Linked DNA regions of Mus musculus: all the other regions are linked to region 3. A link is a loop called in an ENCODE intact Hi-C map of the cell type or tissue named here. Cell type or tissue: left cerebral cortex. All regions are shown on one strand.

Region 1 (8,000 bases), 210 kb after region 3:
ATGATGTTTCCAGTCATGACATGTTTCCTCTTACCGTAAGGCAAGGTAAGATCTCCTGAAAGGCTGTTCCTTCCATGCACGTGACTGAAACAGCTCAGTTCCACTCAGTGGTTAGCTCCCTTCCCCTTCTTAGGTTCTCCCTAGGTCTCCTCTAAGCGAGGAATCACCAAAATCTTGGACCAATGTGCCCTCAACTCTAAACTGGCACCTGCCACCAAGGATAGTTGGTTCGAGACTCACAAGCACTATCTCATTGAAGACACTGAATGGCCATTACCGAAATAAAAGTCACAGAATTTACTGATTGTGGTTGCAAATAAATCAATGACCCCAAAGCAGTAGGCATTTTCCTTTAAAAAAAAAATCAAAAAAAAAAAATCTCTGAGCTATTTAGTCTCCTAGAAAGCATGTGCCTGAAAACACAGAAGCTGCAGAGGCAAAAGTCCCCAGAAACTAGGCCAGCTTTTGCTCTGGCAACTTTTCAAACTGGGAGGGAGAGAACTGGAGCTTGAAACTGCATTGAGGATTTCTGACACATTTTAGCAAATCCAGTGTCAAAAACAATAACAAAGTAAAGGCTTTTGAGGACAAGGAAGTCTTAACACCGCCCCCCCCCAACCATCACCCTCAAGCTGAGGTTGAAATCATTCTGTGTATGAGAAACAGAGTTACTTAGAAGCTAGCAAGAACTTGCTCGCTTTGTTTATATTATTCCAGTTTTGTGGTAAGAACTTTTCATTTTGAAATTTCTTAAATCACTTCCCTGACTAGGGGAGAAAAGACTTTTAAGAATGAATGAAGCCGATACACTTATCGGGATTCCCCAGTTCAGCTATGGAAAATAAAAGCCCAAGTTCCCTTGCCTTCCCTTTCATTCTCTAACTTCACTTCCTATTCCTTCTGTGGTGAGTGGGAGAGAGGGAAGAAAGAAAGAAGATGGAGCATCATGGGAAGGGAACCTCAGATATTTTGTCAATGTAAAGGAACCGTAGTGAGGTTGGTCTCCAAAGAAACATCACTCATCTGCCACCAAGAAACAAAACAAAACAAAAAACAAAACAAAACAAAACAAAATCTTTGGATTGTGTTCATATATGTATATTGTGATGTAATTATTAGCTCAAGAGTTACATCCCCTGTGTGTGAGACCATTCTATATAGTCTTACATAGTCTTGTCATGTCTCTGTCTCTTTCTCTGCCTCTCCCTCTCTCCCTCTCTCTGTCTTTCTGTCTCTCTCTTTGTCTCTGCCTCTCTGTTTCTCCCTGTCTCACCACACATGCACACACACACACACACACACACACACACACACACACACACACACTAGGAAAGGAGAGAGTGAGAGAGAGAGGCAGAAAGACCTACAGGCAGAGAAGAGGGAGGAGAGAAACTTTAAATCCAGCGAGGAAGAGAGGACGTGCTAGTGCTAGTGCTAGTGTAGTCCAAGGAGAGGATAGCCTTTAAATAAATCTAAAGTGCTCTTGTGCTGCAGGTTCCTCTGCTCCTGCTTTTCAGCAAAGTCCTGTTGCTGAGGCTTCTTCTTTTACAGATGCCCAAAGACATTTTTAGATACTTGTGAGCCGATCTTCGGCCTAATGCATCAGACTCTTTTCATCAGGAAGGAAAGGAGGCAGATAAAACAGGAGCATGTACCCCAGCCTCAGCTGACTGGGGTCACTTCCCCATCCCAGCATCTGATTCCTTTACCCCACCCCAAGCTGCTGCTTCCCTTCCTACCAAAATTCAGAACCAAGACCCGTTAGACAGGACCACAGAAGGGACCAAGTCTATTTGTTTCAGAGGCTCACTCCCTTCCTATCTCTGCCACCCACCCTACACCTTCTGCAGGTCTATTCCCCGTCTTTGAGCCACCCAGCCTGCAGGCTCAAGCAGAGGGTGCAGGGGTGGTTTGGAGAGACAGGGGTGCTTTCTTCTCACCCACCCCCATGCTCCCCAGAAGAATGTCCTCTGGGGGAAGAGGACTGCCACCAAGTTAGAGGAACTTAGATGGTGAAGGCTGGTATTGCCTGGTCCTCCCGGCTGAGTCTCAACCTGCTGAAGGCAAGAGAGGGCTAGCAGCCCGGAGCTTACCACAAGCACCGGGACGCCAGCGGCCAGCGAGTAGAGGAGCACCGGGGGCACCGCGCTGCTGTCCTCTGGGCCCGGGTAGGGCTTACGGTAGGCGCTGTCGTGGCAGAAGAATCCCTGCACGTTCACAGTGAACGTGTCTGTGTATTCGAAGTAGTAAGCCAGCATCACCGTCCCTGCCATGATCACCATCTGGAAATAGAGCATGCTGCTGATGAGCGCCACGGGCAGCAGGGGCATGCACGCCTCCTGGCCAAGCCGAGCCGAGCGGGCGGTCGACGCGCCACAGGCCCCCTCCGGGCTCCGCCGAGGCACAGCCACCGGGGGCGCGGCGGCGGGGGCGGCGGCAGGCCGAGGTGGCGCGAGGCGGAGGCTGGCAGCCGCCGAGGCAGAGGCGGAGGATGCGACTGGGCTTCGGGATGCGCGGGCAGGATGCAGAGGAGGAGGCTACCCCCGGACGAGTCCCATCTGCCCTGCCCGCCCCCTGCCCGCTGCAAGCGCCGCCTGCCCGGCCGCGGGGTCGCGCGCAAGGGCGGGGAGTCCCCAGCCCCAGCTCGGGAGCATCCGCGACACCGCGGCACTGTGGTCAAGCCCTCGGACCGGCCCGAGGCAAGCGGCGTCGGTGGCACCTCGTCCCCTCGGAGGGCGGGCGGATGTTGTATAGCTGGAGCAGCTGCCTGGAGAGGGTAAAATTCCAAATCTGAAGGGGAGGGGAGGCAGCAGAGATGGAGCTTCTAGAAACTCCCTTTCGAGTCACCAGCTGGGCTGTTTCAGACCTCCCGCACAGCGCCTGGGAAGAAGGTGCGGGGACACATCTTCAGAGCGCAAAGCCCACCGGAACGCAAAGTGTCCGGGTGGCGCCGCCGAATTGCAGTCTCTGTCTCTGCTCACAGCACTGCCTGGACTCTGTGACCCCTCCAGCGCTGGAGAGCAGCCAGAGCAGTGTGGCTTCCAAGGCGATGACAGAAATTATCTCAGAGGATTTTAGATTCTGGGTGGCTTTGCCTCCCTTCCAGTTTCCCAAGGCTTTGTAAGTAAATCAACAGATTCAAGGTTCCTAGCTTTAGAGGCATCATCTTGGGCAAACCGGCTCTTTCCTGGTTGGTTCCACGTATAGCCTTTCTCATCTTCACAGTCTCCTCTGATTAGCTGCTTGGGAGATGAGGCATTGCAGATTCTTGGGACCCAGGGGTACCAGTCACCAAGGACAGGGAAAGAACTATGTGCCTCATCTTGCTATTTCCAGAGTTCAGGGAATTGCAGGGATTCCTCTGAGGTCAGAAGACCCACACAGAGTCATAGCACAAGCACACACAATGCAGTCTTACGTAGATGTCCACGCGTGTGCGTGGATATTTAAGTAGCTTAGGAGCTATATGTATGCAGAGCCCATCCTGCAATGACTCGTAAGCTCTGCACCCAAGCAATATCTTCAAGTTACCCTGACCCTGCTCACACCAGGCAGAGAAAAAAGCATGTGCAGAAGATAAGGAGAGAAAAATAACCTTAAGAGCTCTGCTCTTTTCCTTAGAATCTGGAATTACTTACCAGGATTTCTGGGATGTTCATACATCTAATAGGCTGTAACATGGTGGCTTTTGGAGGTGGGCCTTTATCAACAAGAAAATACAACATAAACCCAAAACGACAGTTTTGATTAGGCAAATCACTGATTTTGAGGATGGGATGGTAACAGCACTGAATTTCTTGAATATTAAATAGGTGTGAGATGGGCCACCATGTAATCAAGAATATCATTTAACAACTAATTATTTCAGAGCACTCTTAGTGATGTGTGTGGCAGGCAACTTTGGCCGGTAGAAGTAATGTATGTGAGTGAGCTACCACTGTATGAAAATGTGGCCACTCGAAAGATTCAGGATGTAAGACTTCAGGAACTAAGACTAAGAACAGGAACAAAGAGCATAGCCATGGGCAGGCAAAGACTGGGTATTTGTGAGTTATGTGGCAAATGAAAAGTGAGTGAATAGACTCTCCCGGTTCAACTTTGAGAACCCAAGGTACTTTCTGGAAAGATACAGAATATCCAATCCTGGCTCCTTTAAGATTGTTAGCAACTAGCTTCTCTGTTACTGAAGCAGCCTTCTAATGGACAAGGGTTAGAGCTGAAGTAATCGTGAGATTTTATTTTGAGGATCCTGTGTAGTTGGGGGGAGAGGGGGAGATTGAGGATTGCCTGTCTTCCAAAGAAGATATGAACATGTAAAATAGTAAATCCTTATTTCTATGTTTTTTTTCAGCAACTAACATACAAAATCCAGATATTTTCCTGAGATTTTAGAATCGTATGTAGAAAGAAAACCACAAATAAACAGAAAACCCAGGAAAGAACTTTACCTTCCATACATAGCAGGATTTGTGAACTGTGAAGAACACAAGAGGTTACACGTGGGGCTAAGTAGGGACCACTCTTGAAAATAAAGTGTTCCTCCTTTAAACAACAAAGCCCAGGTTTATATTGCCAGACTTGAGGGAGTGATGTTTGAGGAGATTCGGGACTGAAAAGTGAGATGACTTCACTCTAATGAAGAATCTTAAATATTAGCATATATATTGATGGAAATGCTCCTGAGACTAGAGCAAAAATAGAATAAGAAAAGGAGTCTAGCATGGCTGCTCTCCAAGTGGCCCGGACCAAAGATTAGTCAGACTCAGATACCTACACATAACCAATGGACAGAAGACTGGGAACCCTGTGGTTAAATTAGGGAAAGACTGGAAGAAGCTGAGGAGAAGGGCGACCCCATAGGAAAATGAGCAGTCCCAACTAACCTGGACTGCTGAGATCTCTCAGACATTGAGCCACCAACCAGGCAGCATGCACAAGCTGATATGAGGCTCCAGACACATACACAGCAGAGGACTGCCTGGTCTGGCCTCAGTGAGAGAAGATGCACCTAACTCTCCAGAGACTTGCGGTTCCTGGGAGTGGGGAGGCCTGGTGGTGTTGAGGGTAGGGGTGGCAACATCCTCTTGGAACCAGGGAAGGAGGAATGGAATAAGGAACGGTTCATGAAATTTGGTCCTTAAAAATGCTCTATAGCATTCACAGGCTGGACCAACACCCATGGCACACATGTAGATATGCAGCTCCACGAGCACCCCTCCCCCAACAATGGGAGCAAGAGCTGCCCCTCCAACTGTAGCCTGACTGTGGAACCCACTTTCCAACAGAGCTGCCTCAGTGGGAGCAGATGTGCCTAATCCTGCAGACACTTGATGCACCAGGGTAGGGGAATATCTAGGGGTCCCTTGTGGAGGGGAACTGGAAGGGGACAGCATTTGGGATGTAAACAAACAAACGAACAAATGAATAAATAAATATTATTTTAAAAATAAGTGCACTATAAACCCAAATCATGACATCATGAAAGACACATCAAAAAAGTCTTGAGTATTCGCAATTTCATCCTTGACTTCTCATGACCAACATCACAGAAGAGTGCATCCTCAGAGAAGGAGGTCCAGTACTTGTCAGGGAGATAGCTGCTTTCTCAAGAGAAGATGCTAGAATGGTGATGTGTGTGTCTTCTTTGATGTTCTAACTGCAACACAATCTTTATCTCAAAGGGCAGGTGCTTCTGACTAGACCAATAGTTGGTTGTTTCCAACTGAGGCTGCCAAGATGTCTTTAAGGTGCCTTATACTGTGACTGTATTTTAATTATTCGAGTTCTCTGCATTCCCAGTATCTCAAATCTTTACTTTCAACATGGTTACTATAAACAAACTATATACTTCTTTGCTGAAACTACCTTTTCCCCTGATAGTGCATGTATGAAATTAATAGACTTGTCCAAAAGAGGCAAAATAGTTTAGAAAATGTGACTGCTGGGAAAGAGTAGAAATAGTTAATATGCCCTAAACTGAATCCTTCTGTGTTACGGAAACTCAAACTATTAAGTTGGCAAGCGTTAACTGAGACATGCTGGTCATATTCACTGTGTATCCCTGAAAATGACTGAGCTTCTCTGGGTCCATTTGCTCTTCTGTAAAATTCAGCTTACAAATCATAACTGCACAGATGTTGAAAGGCTTATATTTACAAAATGCTTCATAAATATTAATTCCTTGGGAAAGTCTGAATTAGAAAATACACACAATCAGTTGTACAGACGGCCTCATCTAAGTCAGTTCTACATGTTTTTCCATCTCTGATTTCAACTCACAATTACTCAGATTAATTCTGGGTGCTCCATTTCCCAGGCTTTAAGTGTGAGATTATTTGCTGTATGTTTTAAGCATTAAGATACACATTGTTAGGTATAAATCCATAGATCTAAGATCCCAGGGGGCATGTCAAGGTATTCAGATTCCCTGAGAATAGCTTAAAACAGCTTAAAGAAAATGGACATAAGGATGTGACAACTTGAAGTATCAACACTTTAGCCCGAGGATCAGGGATGCTGCCATTCTGCGTTAGTATCTTTTCTCTGTGAAGCCATGAGAACAGGGTCCTGGCCATGTCATTTCAGTGTCACAGTTTCTACAGCTTCCAAAATTGTTGATAACCTTGCATTCTTCACCTAAATATAATACAGAGCCAAGGCCACTCATGACAATGAAAGGCTAGCGCTACAACTTTTATTCTTTACCACACCAATATGATCCAGCCGTGGTAACACCAGCAAAATCTTCATTGATCCGTTTGGGTAAATTCCAGCCTAAAGCCCTGCTGAGCTGTCTTTGCTTCATGCTCCTAGAGAATACCTGAAAGTCATTATGTGTGCTGTGATTAATGAGGACCATCCCAAGCTAAATCACAAATCCTTCAAATACTTGGAGAAACAGAGGCTTCTTTAGCAGTGAAGCCAGGGATGTGGGTCAAATTGAGCTGGTGATATTTGCATGTCTATGTTCAAAAATAAAGATGTGAATGCTAATTGGAGCTCCTCTGCTTGTCATTGTATGTGCTGGGAAAATGATTGACAAGGGAACATAGCAGATGGTAGACATTCAGAATGATTCCTTCTTCCATATCTGGACCATAGCAACTACTAGCAGTTTTTAAATTTGGAATTATCAAGGTTTATAATCCTGACAAGTTAAAGGTCTGACTTGTTTATAACTAGACTCTGCACTCTCTGGAGCCTCACATAAAGAGAGTAGTTTGAATGCTAATATTTTGCTCATCATATTTCAGAAGACAGGCAAACTAAGAGTGGCTCTATCCTATCACTTCAGGAAAGTGGAGGGAGTTGGCAGAATTAATGGTCCTTGAGGAGAACCATTTTTGGGCTCTCTAGGAAGTAGTCATCAGTAGATATTATCACAGTGAAAAGGGAAAAGGAAAAGGAAAAGGAAGAGGAAGATGAAGAAGAAGAGGAAGAGAAAGAGAAAGAGAAAGAGAAAAAGAAAAAGAAGACCCAAGGTATTTGAAGAAACCCCCCCTCCAGTCGTTGTTGGGTTTTGTTTGTTAGTTTTTAAACAAATTATCCAGCATTTTTAAAAATTCATTTAGTCATTGATTGATTGATTGATTTTTATTTTTTAGTATAATCTCTAACAAAATCTGTGTCCTGAGTTGGCATGATGGCTCAGTGGTTAAATTACTTGCTCACAAATCTGGCAATATGAGTTCAATTCCTGGAACCTATCTTTAAAAAAGTGCTAACTTCAGTGCCACACCTCTGTAAGTCCAGAAATTCTGCATATAGGCATGAGGCAGTCTGGAGAATCCCCAGGAAGCCAGCCTAGTCAGCCAGCCTGGAATGCAGTATGGCGGAAACAAGAGACCCTGCCACACACACACACACACACACACACACAAATGCAATGAAAAGAGAAAACTAAGCTTGAAATATGCTTACTGTCACACGCATACAGTCTCCCACTCTCCCAAAAACACACAATACACACACTCCACACACATACATGCATACAGACACAA
Region 2 (8,000 bases), 72 kb after region 3:
ATTATCAGAAATTCTAAAGCTGAAGTGGTTTCATGTTTTATAAACCAAGACACTCTCCAAATACATCGATAGAAGAATTCTGTAGGTGGGTCAAAATAAAGCAGGAATCCTACAGATGCTCTCTAGTGACACTCTTAGCCTCTCTGTGGAACGTTAGAAAAGCCTACTAAGTAAATGTACTCAAAGGATGTTGGCAGTTATAGAGTTATAACTGCTAGATCAGACACAGACAAGGAACTCTTATATTTGAGATTACTTAAACAGATTCACATTTTCGATGTCTAAAACATACAAGAATAAGAATTCAGTCATATTTAATAAATGAATGCACTTCATCTAGATGTAAAGTTTGCATGCTAGGAAAGCTATTGACTTGATTTTAGGTCTCCCACATGCTCCTTGTTGGAATGTTTCTGGCTGTTCAAGAGACATAGCATACAACAATGTAGTGTGTTATTAGTCAGCAGACATGCATTTGCATTAGTTTGGCATACCTAGGCTGTTACCGTGCATCATAAGCTTTAGGAATTAAGTATTTTTGAAAGTGAAATACTAGTGGTATTTTAAAATATTTTTAAACCACAACCACACTTTGCCCCAGTGCATGGTCCTAGAACATAGTAAATTGTGGTAAACTTCAGGTAGATGGGTGGCATTATGATTTCGATCTGATCTGTCCTCCAATTTCCCTAAGCTAACAGCTTCTTCACCAAACATGGAGATAGCAAGAATGATGCCACATTTAGGAGGTAGGGCCTAGCAGAAGAAAATGAGTTTCCTAGAGGAAGTCCTATTAAAGAATAATAGAGCCCTGGTCCCTAATTCTCCTTTCACTTTCTGGTCATCATGAAATAGTAGCTCTGTTCATCTATGTGCTTATTGCTATGATGTTAGGCTCAAAGCATCAGGACCAAGTGACCATAGACCAAAACGTCTAACATGACATATGATAAACTGCTATTCCTTTTAGTTGATGTTTGTACCAGCTAAAGGAAAAGGTTCTTGTGAAGTCATATTGGCCCAGTCCAGAGGAAGGTGGTCATCAGGTACTAGAACAAAGAACAACTTCACACACACAGGGGGTTTTCTTGATAAGATCAAAGAACAGGTCTTAGAAGTAAAGGGTGAACAAACATTTGATTACCAAGAAAGTCTGCTAATCTCTTGATAAATCAATGTCAGAGTCTTCACGTATCTTTCTGGGCCAATGATGTACAAGCATGGAGTGCTTGGGCACTAGGAGAAAGGTGTGAAAGGTGGGATCCTCATGTATCTTGAGTGATGTTCTATTGTGCCGAGACATTAATAAAGGTAGATTCCCAAGTCCCTTCATTTCTTCTCCCTGGAACATTTTGCCTATTCCTAGCTTGAATTTGCTTTACTTTCTCAGCTGCAATTGTTAAGCCTGAGTCACCACCCTTGATACGTCCTTAATGCCTGCAGTCATAGATGAGAGTCCACTGCTATCTGGTACTCTAACATGGTAGTCACTTAGATACCATCCTTCACCATCATTCTGGAAAACTGCAACTTCTTTCTCTGTTCTGCTGGGCAATGAACCTTTTCAAGATGGGATTTACATCTATTTCACCATGTAGGCACAGTGAAGGAATATGAAGGCACTTTGTTAAAAGGGAAAATTTAAAGGAATAAACATGTCACTTATTTTTCTAATAACTCTTTGCTCTCTAATATGTAACAGAATAGAAAATGAAGCACTGGTAAGAAAATTAACTAGGGATTTTCTGTCACTCCTCTGTCATGCATAGTTGGATGGTTCTTCAAACACAAACTTAAAATAAGAATTGTCTTTTCTATCTCACAGGAGCATTGTATGGGTCACTTGAGACAATTCTGTGAAGTGTGTTGTAAAAAATTCTGTGTACCAGGCATGTTATTATCACTGGAGGGGGGCATCAATGGCATAAAACAAATTGCATTGAAATTCATCTCCAGAAGAAACAAATACAAAATGATACTTCAATTTCATTTAATGTTGAACATGAGTTTGGTGATCAGTTTTACTGCACATCATCAATACATGGTTACTCAGCAAATGCTGGAATCACAACTTAATTCCTTGAATTAAAAACATTAGAATTTTGGGAGAAAGTGCAGGAGGCCTGGCATTGTTAAATAGATTTGATTAAAGAAGAGTCCTTTATGAATATTTTCTTTTTTCACAGATTGCAGTCTTTGGAAGGCACTTGTTCAAAGCACATTCTTGAATTTTACAGTAGGTGTAGGGAGGCTTTTAAGACAAAGCCACAAAGTTAACAAGTTGGGTTTTTTTTCCCTGTTTTTGGTTTTTGTTTTCTTATTTTGCTCTTTCTTGAAGATTTTTCTTCTCTTAAGGTATACGTTTACCTGCTGCTTTCATTCATCAACTTTTTAAAAAGTGACAGGATGGACAAGATAAATACATATTGCAAGAGGACTCTATTAGACTAGCTTACAGGATACAAGCTGGGTAGTTCAACAATATCCATGCCAGGGATGTTGGGAATTCTACGTCTGCTCCACCCAAAACTAGATGCCTCAATGGTCGCAGTCTGGTTCTGAGACCCCATAGGATTCCTGGAGAGTCATTTGCTTGCTGGGTTCTGACTGCAGTAATAGCTGGAGCAGCAGCAGCAGCAATGGGTTAAATGAACCCACCAGCAGGAAAGGGAAATAAGCAAGCAGATAGCTCTCTTTTCCCTGGGACCTGTTCATATATCTGGGCTGCTGCAAGTAGAAGATACTGGCCCAGTTAAGCTTCCCTGATAATTCTATGAAAGAGCCATTCAGAGGGATGCCTCTTATTTGATTCTGGATCCAACTGAGTTGGCAATCCTCCGTGGTTTCTTCACATCCCACTTGGCATTTCTGGGACTATTGACAAATCACACACTCAGCTTCATATTGTGAGCCTTGATAGTATAGTTTTCTTGCTTTCTCACTTAAGTGTGTCCTAAAATATTTTGAACTATCTCTTTATCCATTTTATACCTTTTCCTTCCAAAAAAGAAGAAGTTGACTTGGTTGTATGGCTAAAAAGTAGCTCCAAAGGGAGATAGAGAGGGAGAAGAAGAAAGAGGAGAGGAGAGGGGAGGGGAGTGGAGGTGAAGGGAGAGGAGGGGAGGGGAAGGGAGAGGAGGGGATAGGAGGGAGAAGAAGGGAGGGGAGGGGAGAGGAGAAGCAGAGAGGTTCATGACACAAAAACTTTTGTAATCAGTAGGTCTGAAGTCTAAGCTGTTAGTGGTGTGGGTGGTGTGGGTGTAGGGTTGGCTGAGGGTGCCAGAGATGCAGCAGTGAGTCTTCTCACAGTGAGTCTTCACAGCTCCACATGAAGTGTTAAGACGGAGTAGACAGAATCCTCAGCAGCCAGAAAAGCAGAATCATTTCTGGGCTATTTATAGACAAAGATTGTTCTGTCATTGGGAACACATTTGAAACTAAGCTCTTTTCTGAGGCTTGTTCCTGTCCTTTGGCTCTCCCCAGGGTGACTGCTTTCCTTCCAGAACTTATACTTTATAGATTTCTATATCAGAACCTAAAAAGAATGTGAAATAATCCTGATATTGCTGTCCTTTCTAGAGTTTTCTCTTCCTTTCCCAAGTTCTCTCCACTATATGTTAACTCCACGTTATCACATCCGCAGTCATAACAGCCTTAGGCCTGAGGATGTCATGCCTGGCTTACTGTTACTTTAACAATCTTTCTCTTGTAACTGTGCATGTTGCCAACACTCATGGAAGTTACTTTTTCAAATCCTAACATTTGTTTCTTTATGTGATCTTCTCTGGCATCATTTTTTCTCTCCTAAACTATTTCTGACATTCATTCCATTTCAATCAAAAACAGCTAGTAACCAAAATTCCTCCATAAGCCTAAATCTAAGCACAGTGGCTTCTCCTAGCATCCTTCATCTTCTCTGTGCCCTTTTACTAAGATCTTGATGAGATCTTTCAACTTGTTTATGAATTTAAACCCCTTAATTATAATTATTTATCTTGTTTCTTCCCTTCTTCCCTACAATTCCACTGTCCATCTTAAGTTCTCCCTTTTATTGCATATATGTCAAAGCTCCACTATTGGCTATATCTAACTCTTTGCCTACTTCTACTTGGCACCTGCTCAGGTGAACATTTTTTGAGAAAACAAATCAGTTGAGTTGACTCACACACTCATAGTTAATCACTTTACCTTGGTTGTTAATACCATTCAATCCAAACACTCAATTCCCTGCTCCATTTATTCCCTGTTGTCGCAGATGACTCCTTCCCACCCCCTCTTTTTACCCTCACAAACTTCTGTTTCACCATCTTCATTCTTGGACTGATTAACCAATCAAAAGGACTTCTCAAGTTCTTCTCATTTGTAAACACCATGTGTTCCATCTGTTACAACAGGACTACCTATTCTTTTGTGTTAAATTCTCCCATCCTTTGCTACTTAAGGACACCATTTCAACCAATTATCAGTTTTTATACAAGAATTAGTAGCTGTTTCTTATTAAGTTTTCTTCACTGTATCCAAATGTCTCCCACCTTAAAAATATCACCCTTGACCAGACTTCCCTTATCAGATACTAGCCCATTTCTCTTCTTTACAAATTCTTTTGGTAAATCAAAATAGTTGCTTGCACACTGTTTTCTAGATTCTTCTTCTCTATAACTTATTACAGTCACATTCACAACCTCTCATTTCACCACAACTGGGCTTTTTCAATTCAACAGTTGGCATGTCCTAAATCAATGGTCGTTTTTAAGGTTTATTTTTTTTTCTATGGAACCAACAAGCAGAATTAAGAAAGCTGGTCTTTCTGCTCCGGGAAGTGCCACTTGACACCTTGAGTACTACATTCTTTACCCTACTAACTCACGAACCAGCAAAAAAAAAAAAAAAAAAAAAAAAAAAGGTACAAGAAGGTACTATGAAGTAGAAAATTAATGGTTCTTTGGAGAGTCAGTTGTGTTAGATGGTGTTTTACTAGGGCAAACACTTGAAGGAGTGTTTTCCTGCAGAGGACACTGGTGTGAATGGGTACTGCAGACTTGTGAAGGAAATTTTCAATGAAGCAGACACAGGAAAGAGGATGTTCTACTAAAGCAAACACGTGAAAGGACACCCGATGAAGGATTCTTTGCTAACATCAGGCATGTATTGGTCTGCCTTACATTGCATAGTTGAATTCCATTTGTCACACCTTGGAGAACTTGGGCTGATTGGATGTGTATGCTGAGGCAAGACACATGTGATGAGGCTCAGGACAAGAGATGTTTTGAGGGTATAAATAGGAATCAACTGAGTGATAGAGAGAGCTTTGCTGAGGGAGGCACAGTGGAGAACGTCTTCTGATGTCCTTCCTGGTCCCTCCTGCTAACTCAAGTCAAGGCTGATGCCTAGTTGTCCATGTCACCACTGTTACTAACCCAACTCTAACAAACTGGACTGTTGGTGTATCCTCCATCCATGAAATGTTTGCGAGTGGATGGAGCTGTCTCTGCCTGCTAACCTGTGAACTAAACTGCCAATTTCCAGACTACACAGATGGGAGTTGCTCCAAAGAACCTTTATAAACAGGTCCACTTCCCCATATCCTTTCTTTTCCACTACTTTTGGTTGGTGGTGGGCTATAAGGAAGGTTACAATGTTTAAGAACCATCATTAAAAATAGGATTTGGAAAAATTAAAGTTACAGTACTATAACATTAAAGTGAAATTGTGGGCTTTTATATTCTTTTAGTATTTTTTTATTATTATTTTAAGCACCTAAAAGTTGTCTTATTCAGTTACATATATTTAAGTCTTTTTGTAATCTACTGAATGATCTGGCACATTGGTCAACACAAGTTGGACTCCATGGTTTATTGTTGTCTAGTATTTATTTTTGGTTTTGTTTTTGAGAGACAAAAAGCCATGAAGTTGGGTGGGTAGAGAATAGAGAAGATCTGGGAAGAGTTAGAGGAGTAGAAAGAATATTATAAAAATATATGAAATTTTCTTACAATAAATGCAAACATAGAAATGAGCATGGGAAGTGTTGGGGGATGGAAATGAATTGGAAGGAATTGAATGGAAAACTGTTTGATCACTGTACATAATACACGTTTAGAAATTTTCAAGTGAACAAAAACAAAACCCACTTCAAAACTCAGTGGTATGTTTGATGGATATCAGAACAGATACATAAGAATTTGGTTTATACTTTAGGATATATCATCTCCTTTCTTTTCATTTTAGCAGAAACACATCCTTATAAATAGCATTCAACAGAGTCCTCCCTCTTTTTTGGTTTGACAATCATTACTCTTCAAATAAAGTGATCTAGTCTCTTGAGTGAGGTGTGTGAGTGTGTGTGTGTGTGTGTGTGTGTGTGTGTGTGTGTGTGTGTGTAGGGGGGTAGTTTGGAGTTCACAAATCTATGTGGGTGTATTTGAGGCTATGAGTAACTTCATAGCCTTATGGTTTGAAGAGGGGACTCTCATTGAACTCGAACCAGGGCTAACATGACTGACTTATAAACTTCAGGAATCAACACAGATGGTTGTAAATACACATCACATATCCAGAATATTTTCCTGTGCTTCTGTGTTCAACTCTCTTCACTCTCACCTCCATGAAACTATTTATATACTTTCTGTGACAATAAAACATTTTGCATTTTCTATAATCTGACTTAAATAAAATATAGAGGATGATTTATTTTTACTTGATTTCTTTCTCTTAGCATAATAATTTTCATGTTAATTTAGGCTGTGTGTTTTGATACTTTGAGTTATCATCCATTGAATAGATCTACAACAAGTGCTTTTTATCTGATTTAGTTTAGTTTCACGTCTAAATGTTGATAGCCACTTGGAATGTATCTGGTTTTAGACTATGGCAAATAAAACTCCCCAATCACTCTCATTATCTTGGAGAGGACACCTATCTTAGTGTCTCTGGAGTAGATGGGGGGAAGGGACTAGATAGCTAGGTACAAGGTGAATGCATATGTTTTTATATTTATATTTGTATTTGTATTTATATTTATATTTATATTTATATTTATATTTACACTGCTGAATGGTTGCACCAAGTCAGGCAGTAGTTTTGTTTTCTTGGCAATGATGAACAGCTCTACTTATCTCACTACTACGTGAAATACTGTTTTTTTTGTTAAGCTTTTGTCATTTAAGTGTAAAGTATTCTAATGAGTGTTTAGAATGTCTCACTGTGGTTTTAATTTGCATTTACTTAATTCCTAAGGAGCTGTAACATTTCTTTCTGTGCTGATTTGCCATTCTCAGATCGTCTTTGATTACTGAGATGTCTATTCAAACCATTTGTAGATTTTAATTGGGTAGCTTGTATCGTTCAGTTGTATTGAATCTGTATTACATTTTGCATGGAAGGCTTTTCCTTAGATAAGTATCCTAAAGATTTTCTCCCAGCTCTGTATTGACCCTTCATTTCCTTAAGGACACCTTTCAAAAAGTAAACAGAGTAGCAGAGACCAAGACCTATGCATGCCTTGCCTGAAGTTACCCAGCTCACATGTGTCAGGTCTGTAACTTAAGTTTAAGTCTGTTTATTTTTCACACCAGAGGTCTTACTTATTATGTCATCTTTCTAAAAAAAATAAAATAATGAATCTATATCAACACATAATGTTAATGAGTGTCTACCGCTTTGCACATTCGTTTCTTGAGAATTAGTCTAATGAACAAAACATGGCTTCTGCGCACCTTCAATCAAAGACAAATACGGGAAGAAAAGAAGGCCACAGCATGATGATGACATCATCGTAATGCACTGCACTGAAGCTGAAGAGCACAGAGCAGACTAAGATTTTTTATGTGGTGCTTCTGAGAAGATGACCAATAAAAGGATAACCCTCTTCAGCATGAACCTGACATTCAAAAAGCTGTGGGAATCATTGTTGTGCTGGGTTGCTCTAGGTCAACCTAACAAAACGTGAAATCATATCAGAGGAGTTAAGGAATTGCCTGCCTTTGATCAGGCTGTAAGCA
Region 3 (8,000 bases):
AAATCAAATGGATTTGCCCACCAGAAAACCAAACCAAAACAAAACAAAAAAGCGGTGTATTTGAAGAGATTAAAAGAAAACTGCCCATTCCTCAGAAAGAGAAGGCTGGTTATTTTATTTTCCTGCCGGGTGTTGTAAAAACCCTTTACCAGCTAGAGCACCAACCGTTTACCCGAGTTGCAGCCTCAACTGAAGCTTTTAATTCTAAACTGACTCTTAGTAGGGAGATTGACAGATCTTCTACCCACCCCCTTCCCCCCTTCTAGATGACTGTGAAAGTTAACTCCAGAAACTTGGAACTCTGGCACCAGTTTCTAATTAATGTCCTCTGCCATTTGGATGAGTGTCATACATAGTTGCCAGCTCTATTCAGTTCTCTGTATGAATCACCTTGGGAAGACAAGGGTGGACATGGGAGAAACTTTACTTATGCAGGTTTTTCCTGTGATCCTGAGCCTAGAGAATGCCGGCAGTGTTTGGATTTCCTTTTAACATCTTGGGACAGAGATTTAGTATAGTATATTAATGTAGATTTAGTGGTGTATATTAAATCATTAAGTTTCTTAACATACTGGCTCTCTCTCAGGCTGAATCTGAATAAAGAGGCACTTTTGTTTTTTTATAATTAACCTCACTCTTATTACTGCAAAATCAAAGAGGAGCTATAGGGAATGGGAAAACAAAAAACAAACAAACAAACAAAAAAAAAAAACAAGAGTGACTGTGGATTGCCCACATGGGTGTGTTCCTAACAAAGAATCAAAGGCCTCAACCTCATGGAAGTACCAAAGCCTTCCCCAGGTGAGACTCAACAGGAATAGCAAAGCTTTCTTGGTGTCGTAGTCCAGTGTTGAGTTCAAACAAATGTCCTGTGTGTACAAAACCTAGCAACAGCAGCTACCTCTCCCAGATGTTTCCAACCTGAGTCTGCTGGCTGCAGACATGTCCTATTGAGACTAGTAACCCTTTCCCCTCTGCCCTACATAACATACATGCAAAGGACTCAAGTTGCTATGGCAGCCATGTCCTTCCATCAGAGTGAGCAAACTGCCCCACCAAGCTTTTCTCTGTGTGTTTGTCATTCCGTGGTTTACTCATTGTCCCTAGTCAGGCTTCCAGGACAAAGCTCTAGAGCTAGAAGACTCTAGAATGGTCTAGAACTGGGAAGTTGGAGGCCATATCAAAGTGGGTTTTCATTTGTTTGTTCTTTTTTTAAAAAAAAAATACAAAAATTCTAACAGTTTCTAACATCTGACACATAAGAAGACAAATTTCTTATTGGTATCAAAACAATTCCTCAAGGAAACAACTCTCAGTGTCTTGGTCACTGTGAGAAGACTATCAGAGTATCATTATACACTATAGGATTGGAGTGCGTGCGTGTGTGTGTGTGTGTGTGTGTGTGTGTGTGTGTGTAAAGGAAGGGAGGATATTGTTAAGTACACATACCTACTTAGGTTAATAGGCTCAGAAGATTACAACTTTACTCAACCTAGTCATTGTTATCCCAGTTAAAATGTTTTAACCCATTTCCTGTGCCTTTGTAATTTTCTCTCTTAGGCACTGGAAGACACTACTAGAAGCCAAACCATCTCAGGGATAGGAAATTCAGGCTCACTCTAGAGTTTCTGTATGAGCATCCAACTCACATGAGTGCGGTCACCATCACCAAATAGAAAACAGCCACCTCTTTTTATCTCGGTGCCATGTGAAGGTCATCTATTAAATAGCTAGAAGCTCCTTCCTCGCTTTTAAAGCCAGAGCAACATTATTGATTGCTTAGTGATTCACTCTGTCAGCCTTTATGTCGTCTATGTCATAGAAAAATATTTCTTGTGAGCAATTAGTTCTTATTTCAAATAAAACCAGAGGTATTCAATAAGAATGAATGAAGCAAGAGAAGAGGAAATCCTATGGCCTTAGGATGTTAATATTTCTGTTCTTATTGACTATAGACCCCAATTCACAATGAATGGTTTCTTTTGATTTTTTAATTATTTTGGACTGCTCACTAGGGTCAATTCCCATGGTATGCTCTCCCTTCACCAGAAGAAAGATGGCAGGGAACAAAGCTTTTGTAGATACTAGAAAGCTACTTTAACAGGTGGGAAAATGGTCACTAGAAATTTTGTATAAACAAAGAGAAAAGAATTGGAAACTGAACTCAAAGAAATGTACGTTTAATATTAAAGCATGGCCAGGTGTGGTAGTGTATGCCTATAATTGCAGTACTTTGGAAAGGTGACGCCAAAGAATTACCATGACTTTCAGGGCAGCCTGTGCTACATCAGGGCATCCTGTGCTACATGTTACCTTCCCGGGTAGACTCTGAAATTAACCAAAAACAAACAAACAAACAAAAACAAAAACAAAATAGTGGTGATGATTGCTATCCAAATTAGACATTCAAAAGTAGTAATCCACGTCACTATTCTACATAATTGTGCCTTTTAAAAAAATTTTGGCTCTTATAATTAGTAAACATTTTTGGTATTTTGGAGTTTTCTGCTGTCTCTAAGCTTCTATTAAAATAGTCTCCTCGCCACTTTATGTCCTGTAATATAATCATTTCTCAATTATCCATGCTAACGAGAATGAGTTCATATATACCATGAGGGGGGGAAACATAAGCATCTGCCTTTGTTAGACTTTGAACAAGGCTTGCATTTCTGAGACTTAGCTCTTTAGAGATTTAGTAGGAAGAGGCTAGGATGGATTCAATACTTTAGAAAATACAGAGGATATATACAAGGGTATCACATCTTAAAAGGGGTGAGTCAGCTAATGAAAAATTTAGAATTGGCTGTCAGCATTGCTACATACCTATTAGAAAATGCTAATCATGTTCCGATGATGTTCATTGGCTCATAGGTAAGTGCAAAATAACGTGCAAAATAACGATCTTCTCCTATGTCCCACCAGACACTCGTGCTTACATATATACACACCCCCATGCACACACACACTCACACACATACACACCCCCATGCACGCACACGCTCACATACATACACACGCACCATAAGCCTTTAGCAGAACGAAAGAAGAAAGCATGGGAGATGCTTTAAAATGAAGTACCAAAATAGTATTGCTGTGCTTTGATCAATTATTTAATGAGAAGAAAGGTGAATGTTTTCACTATCATTATCTGTAGGTCAATATATGGTTAAACAAAAATAAGCTTGAGAAAGTAAACTTGGAAATGGCCACTTCTAAGCTGATGAGCCTCGTGTAATTGGCCGATTACATCAAAAGCCAATTTTGGAGTGAGGAGAATACAGGAGTTGACAGACTGTGAATGCAAATTCAGGCCCTTGGATTGGTTTCTCCAAGAAATATTTGTAATATTTCACTGCCCCAGTAACCCATGTGCAGAAGTGAGAAAGATCAAATAAATAGTACCTGAGCCACCTCTGCCTTTGTCTGCCTTTGAGTTAGGCATACACAGAAGACTACGGAATAATAAATAAGTGGGCCACGAGATGGCGTCTGTAGCTAATGAGTCTTTTTACTTTAACCCTTGCAGCTGCTGAGCTGCGCACACACAGCTTACATTGTAATTGCAGAAAAGCAGTGTTTAAGTCCTGTTATTTTAAAGTTGCTCATATTTCTCAGGTTAAAACTTGCAAGATAGCTCTCAGAATCTGCATTTAGACTTTTACAAAAGTGAGGTTCCTCTTCCCAGTTCTCTTCCTGTTTGTATGGTTTGGTTTGGTTTGATTTGGTTGTTTCTGCTGTGTGTTTGTTTGTTCTTCTTTTCAGCAGTACAGGGAATTGAACTCTGGGCCTTTCGAAGGCCAGCAAGTTTTCTGCCACTGAGCAACATGCAGAATATTTGAATATTAGCACATTTTTGTTTTGAAGCAGAGACTCACTGGCTTGCCCAGCCTGGCCTTGAACACTCTGTGGTCTATCCATGCTTTGAAGTTGCAATTCTCCTGCCTATCTGATATTAGGTTTTGTGCCACCAGGCCTGATTACTTGTTTTACTTGAGTCTGAAACTGCAGTATAGAAAACAGGCTTCAAAGCTCCTAAATGAAAGAAAAGCTGCAGACTGAACGTCTACCACTTAAGAAGCAGTCATTCAGTGTAGGCTAAGAGTAGTAACTATGGTGATGACTGAAATGATGTCTCATGTGCCTCTGGGTGTTGCTTTTGGAAACCATATGATGGTAATTATCCTGCAAATACCAAATACTTGGGGGAGTGCTTAAAAATTTATGGTCACTATATTTTATAATGTCTCTAGGTAAGCAGAACTAGACAAAATTGTAAATCTTATGTAATTCCGTTCACCAATTTCTTGTTAGCCTCAGTCAGACTCTGGAACCTTCCTTTTTAGTGTAAACCCATTTATTCTACAAGTGGGTAAAAACGCCAAGCAAGACAGATAGTCACAGTGTGGCATAGACCTCCTTACATTCCACAAGGTGACACAAGTTCGATACCAACTCCTAGATGTGGACACTTCTGAGGAAAGCTGTTGCATCTACGGGAACATTCCTGTCAGCACTGAATCTTTATAAAGCTTGATCACATCTGCTTGTGGGATTACCGTGCACCTGGGAACTAAGGAGACATTTGCCTGTTCTGGTAGCAAAATGTCATCACCTCTGCCGAAGCAGCAAGGGACTTACTCTAAAACTAAAAGTTAGTTTTGGAATTAAAGCTCACCTTTCGTAGCATCTTGTGTTCGTACTTTGGGTCTGTTTCCCAGCTACTGTCTCAGAGTTCTCTGCTCTCGGAGAGTTTTAGTGTTTGCCCTTTGGCTATAGAACACAGTCACCTTGGGAGAATACTTGCTGGATTTTCGCTTACAGAGGATTTGTGGTGAACCTTGTTTTCAGTTCCGCCCCATCCTGGCTAGCACACATCTACCACCTTACTTAGCCTCCCATAGTGTGGAGCATTCCCTGTGTGTCCTTGGGAAGAAACAGCACAGTATTCTGTGAATCGGTTTTAACATGTATTATTTCACTTGGGTGGAGGTGTGTGTGCACCAGGGCATGCCTGGGAGGTCAAAGGACAGCATTGTGAGGCCAGTTCTCTCCTTCTGCCTTTGATCTGAGGATCCAACTCAGCGGTCAGCGGGCTGGCATGGAAAATGCCTTCACGCTCTGAGCCATGTGGCTCCCAAAGTCATTTTCTTAACTAAAATGGAACTAGCTGATTACATCAGAAGCCACTTAGAGGGGGAAAAAATGTGACACGTTATTCAAAAAAAGGAGAGCCCTGTGTTGTTATCAGTTGTCCCACAGTTGTATAAGAAACTAAACTTGGTAAATCTAGCTGAAACTACAAAGACTGGGCCAGAGAGGATGTTTGTGATTAATATCATTTTAAAATTTATTTTGTCCTCCTTCTGGCATATACAAATACTAACGAGCTTGATCGATAGTGGTGACTTAAAAATAGGAAAAACTAAATGCTACCTCTCAATTTAAAGCCAAATAACACCTTATTTAAAAAAAAAATAAGCTAACTTACAAAGCAAGTGCCACTGGGTTTTGAGAGATTGGTGGCGTTCCCCTTCATGTTTTTCAGCTGTCACAATGCTGATCTCAGGTCTTGGTACTGACCTGCTTAACCGTGCTGTGGGAGCTGCCTGATGCTTGAAGTCTTCCCTAGTTCAAAACGAAGTAAGAAAGAATAGCAAGAAATGAGACATGTTAGGCATTAGCTTTTGTATAGTCTTATTACATTTATTTCTTTGTTTAGAGTTTGGTTGTGTGCATGTAGAAATGGGGGCACAACCTGTGGGAGTTGGTTATCTCCTTCTGCCATGTGGATCTGAGGTCGCGATTCGCAACTAATGGGTGGAGACTTCTACCTCTTTAGGAAACTTCTGTTTCCAAAAACATTTACATTATGATCCACGACAACAGCAAAATTACACTTATGAAGTAGCATTGGAAATAATGTTATGTTTGGGGCTCACTACAGCACAAGGAACTGTAGTAAAGGGTCGCCGCATTAAGAAGTTTGATACTCCTGATTTAGGGGAACAAACTCAGGTTGCCAGGCTCAGCAGCAAGCAGCTTTATCAACTCAGCCATCTTGCCCCCCTTTTTAATTGATTTTAAGAAGAGATTTATAGATTGACATGGTTTATGTACCAGTTACCAGATAACTCAGCTGACTGTTACCCCCACATGAGTGGGAAGGAACAGTTAACTAAATATATTCACTTAAAGTAAGCTAATAGTAGTAGTAGTAGTAGTAGTAGTAGTAGTAGTAGTAGTAGTAATAGTAGTAATGATAATAATAATTTGAAAAGAGAACCAGAAAAATGACTTAATACCTAAAAGCACTTGCCACCAAGCCAGGACCCGGATAGTATAAAGAGAGATCCAGTTCTCTCAACTTCCATATACACAGATTTAGTATATATTACTTTTCTTAAAAATTGATCACCCTGACTTCTATATTTTCTTCCTATCTCTGCTCCCAAATAGTCTTTTTACTGTGTAAAAGACATCTTGTCATGTTTGCCAGTGTCTTGTATACTCTAGCGGTGACATGGAAGATCTATCATTCTCCATGTGTTGATGAATAAACACTAGCTATGGTCTTCAGAATATTTGCAATGCTTTAAATATATCTAGGTTATTTGAGCCTCAGCTTTCTCATTTGTAAAATGGAAATTATGATAGTAATATGCACTCAAAGAAAGTATGATATAAAAACAACCGTTGTAATGTCTGTTGAATATTCATAGCAATTTATGCAATGTTGATTATACTCTTACTCTACTGGAGTTGTTATGTGATTTTTAAGTAATCAAAATCCATAAAACCATTTCTCTGCCTCAAGTTGAGAATGGCAAGGAAGTCACTCAGTAGCTCATGTCTCTTTACCATGTGTCAATAGCCTTAGTGCTTACATTATAAATAAATGGTATACCACTTTGCACAGATGGTGATTAGCATGTCATGGCCAGTATTAGATTGGCTTAGTTGAAGTACAAATGGACAGTGATGGAAGAAAGACTGTTTGAAGGCCAGTGTCATTCTCAATACAATTCCGAGTCTTTTTTATTTATTTTTTTAACATGAATTCTAAACAAAGATAGCTGCTAGAAATTTCATGTTGACTTTTAACTGTGGGGTGGTCAGTTTATTTAAGTGGTAGTTTGACAGAGTTGACTAAGATGTGCTATGTACCTGAGAGCAGCAGATGCTTTGAATGCTCTGCATGGTTAGCAGTTGCTGGTTATGGGTGACCTCACTGAGGAGAGACAAGGGCTCCACAGAAAGCGCTTCCAGGAACATGGTCTCTCCCACTGTGGGGATAAGAGTGTGGATCGGGTTTCTGGTTGTATTCTCTTTTGATTTTTATACCTAAATTTGCTGAAGAATATCTGAAACTGAATTTAAGCTGGAGAGAAAAACTTATTCCTGCATAACCAATATTTATTGCATATCTGCATAGAAGGTAAATAGTAGGAATTTTTTTCTTACAGATTTTCTTTCTCAGATATATCTATGTTCACATCTATTCTTAACTTATTGAGATGTTTTTTATTTAATTAGGAGTAGATAGACTTTGAAATTTGGCAAATGCTCTTGAGTATTGCTGAGATGGAGATGACACGTTTGATTTTTCAGTGATGTTGAGGATTGATCAAATCTTGTATTTCATGATAAAATCCATTTGCATATTGCCTATAGTTCTTTCTATGGATCACTGGCTCTTCCTTGCTAAATTTTTTTAGAGATTTTGCATCTGAAAAATCAGTCTATAGTTGTTCATTTCTCCTACAATATCATTCACTTGAGTTGGCTAGAAAGCTCACCTGTGTCTTCAGTCTTCTGTTTGTACTACTTTGCTTTGCTGATCTTTGCCTTTTGAGTAACTGACCATGGTTCCATTTCATCTGGACTGTGACGTATGTTTTATACCCACATACACAATTCTTTTTCATTTTTCATTTTGCAATTATATTTAAAGTAGGTAATAAATTTAAACATACTATAGGTGGGTATCAGTTTTCTGTTCC

Evidence for each region. Peaks named below come from ENCODE experiments on the same cell type or tissue, not always from the same donor. Only the 100,000 strongest peaks of a DNase experiment are listed, where the experiment ranks them.
Region 1: it touches region 3 in a loop (2.1-fold over the local background); 2 of 42 quality-filtered maps call a loop at or near these places.
Region 2: it touches region 3 in a loop (2.6-fold over the local background); 6 of 42 quality-filtered maps call a loop at or near these places.

The regions. Positions count from the first base shown.
Region 1 is chr3:117,570,026-117,578,025 of GRCm38, reverse strand. It overlaps Plppr5 (phospholipid phosphatase related 5), which reads right to left and starts at 2,799. Exons shown (of 6, transcript NM_029425.3): 1 at 2,094-2,799. The coding sequence starts at 2,330. In left cerebral cortex, no CTCF peak of the experiment used is centred here; DNase peaks (open chromatin) are centred at 2,467, 2,896, 3,181, 3,941 and 6 more places; H3K4me3 peaks cover 3,782 bases; H3K27ac peaks cover 3,289 bases.
Region 2 is chr3:117,712,392-117,720,391 of GRCm38, reverse strand. No RefSeq gene overlaps it. Among named protein-coding and RNA genes, the nearest start is that of Gm52614, 140 kb to the left of the region's middle. In left cerebral cortex, no CTCF peak of the experiment used is centred here; DNase peaks (open chromatin) are centred at 2,841 and 3,307; H3K27ac peaks cover 977 bases.
Region 3 is chr3:117,784,468-117,792,467 of GRCm38, reverse strand. All of the region lies in intron 8 of Snx7 (sorting nexin 7), which reads left to right. Among named protein-coding and RNA genes, the nearest start is that of Gm52614, 67 kb to the left of the region's middle. In left cerebral cortex, a CTCF peak has its summit at 3,477 (motif pointing right); a DNase peak (open chromatin) is centred at 3,467.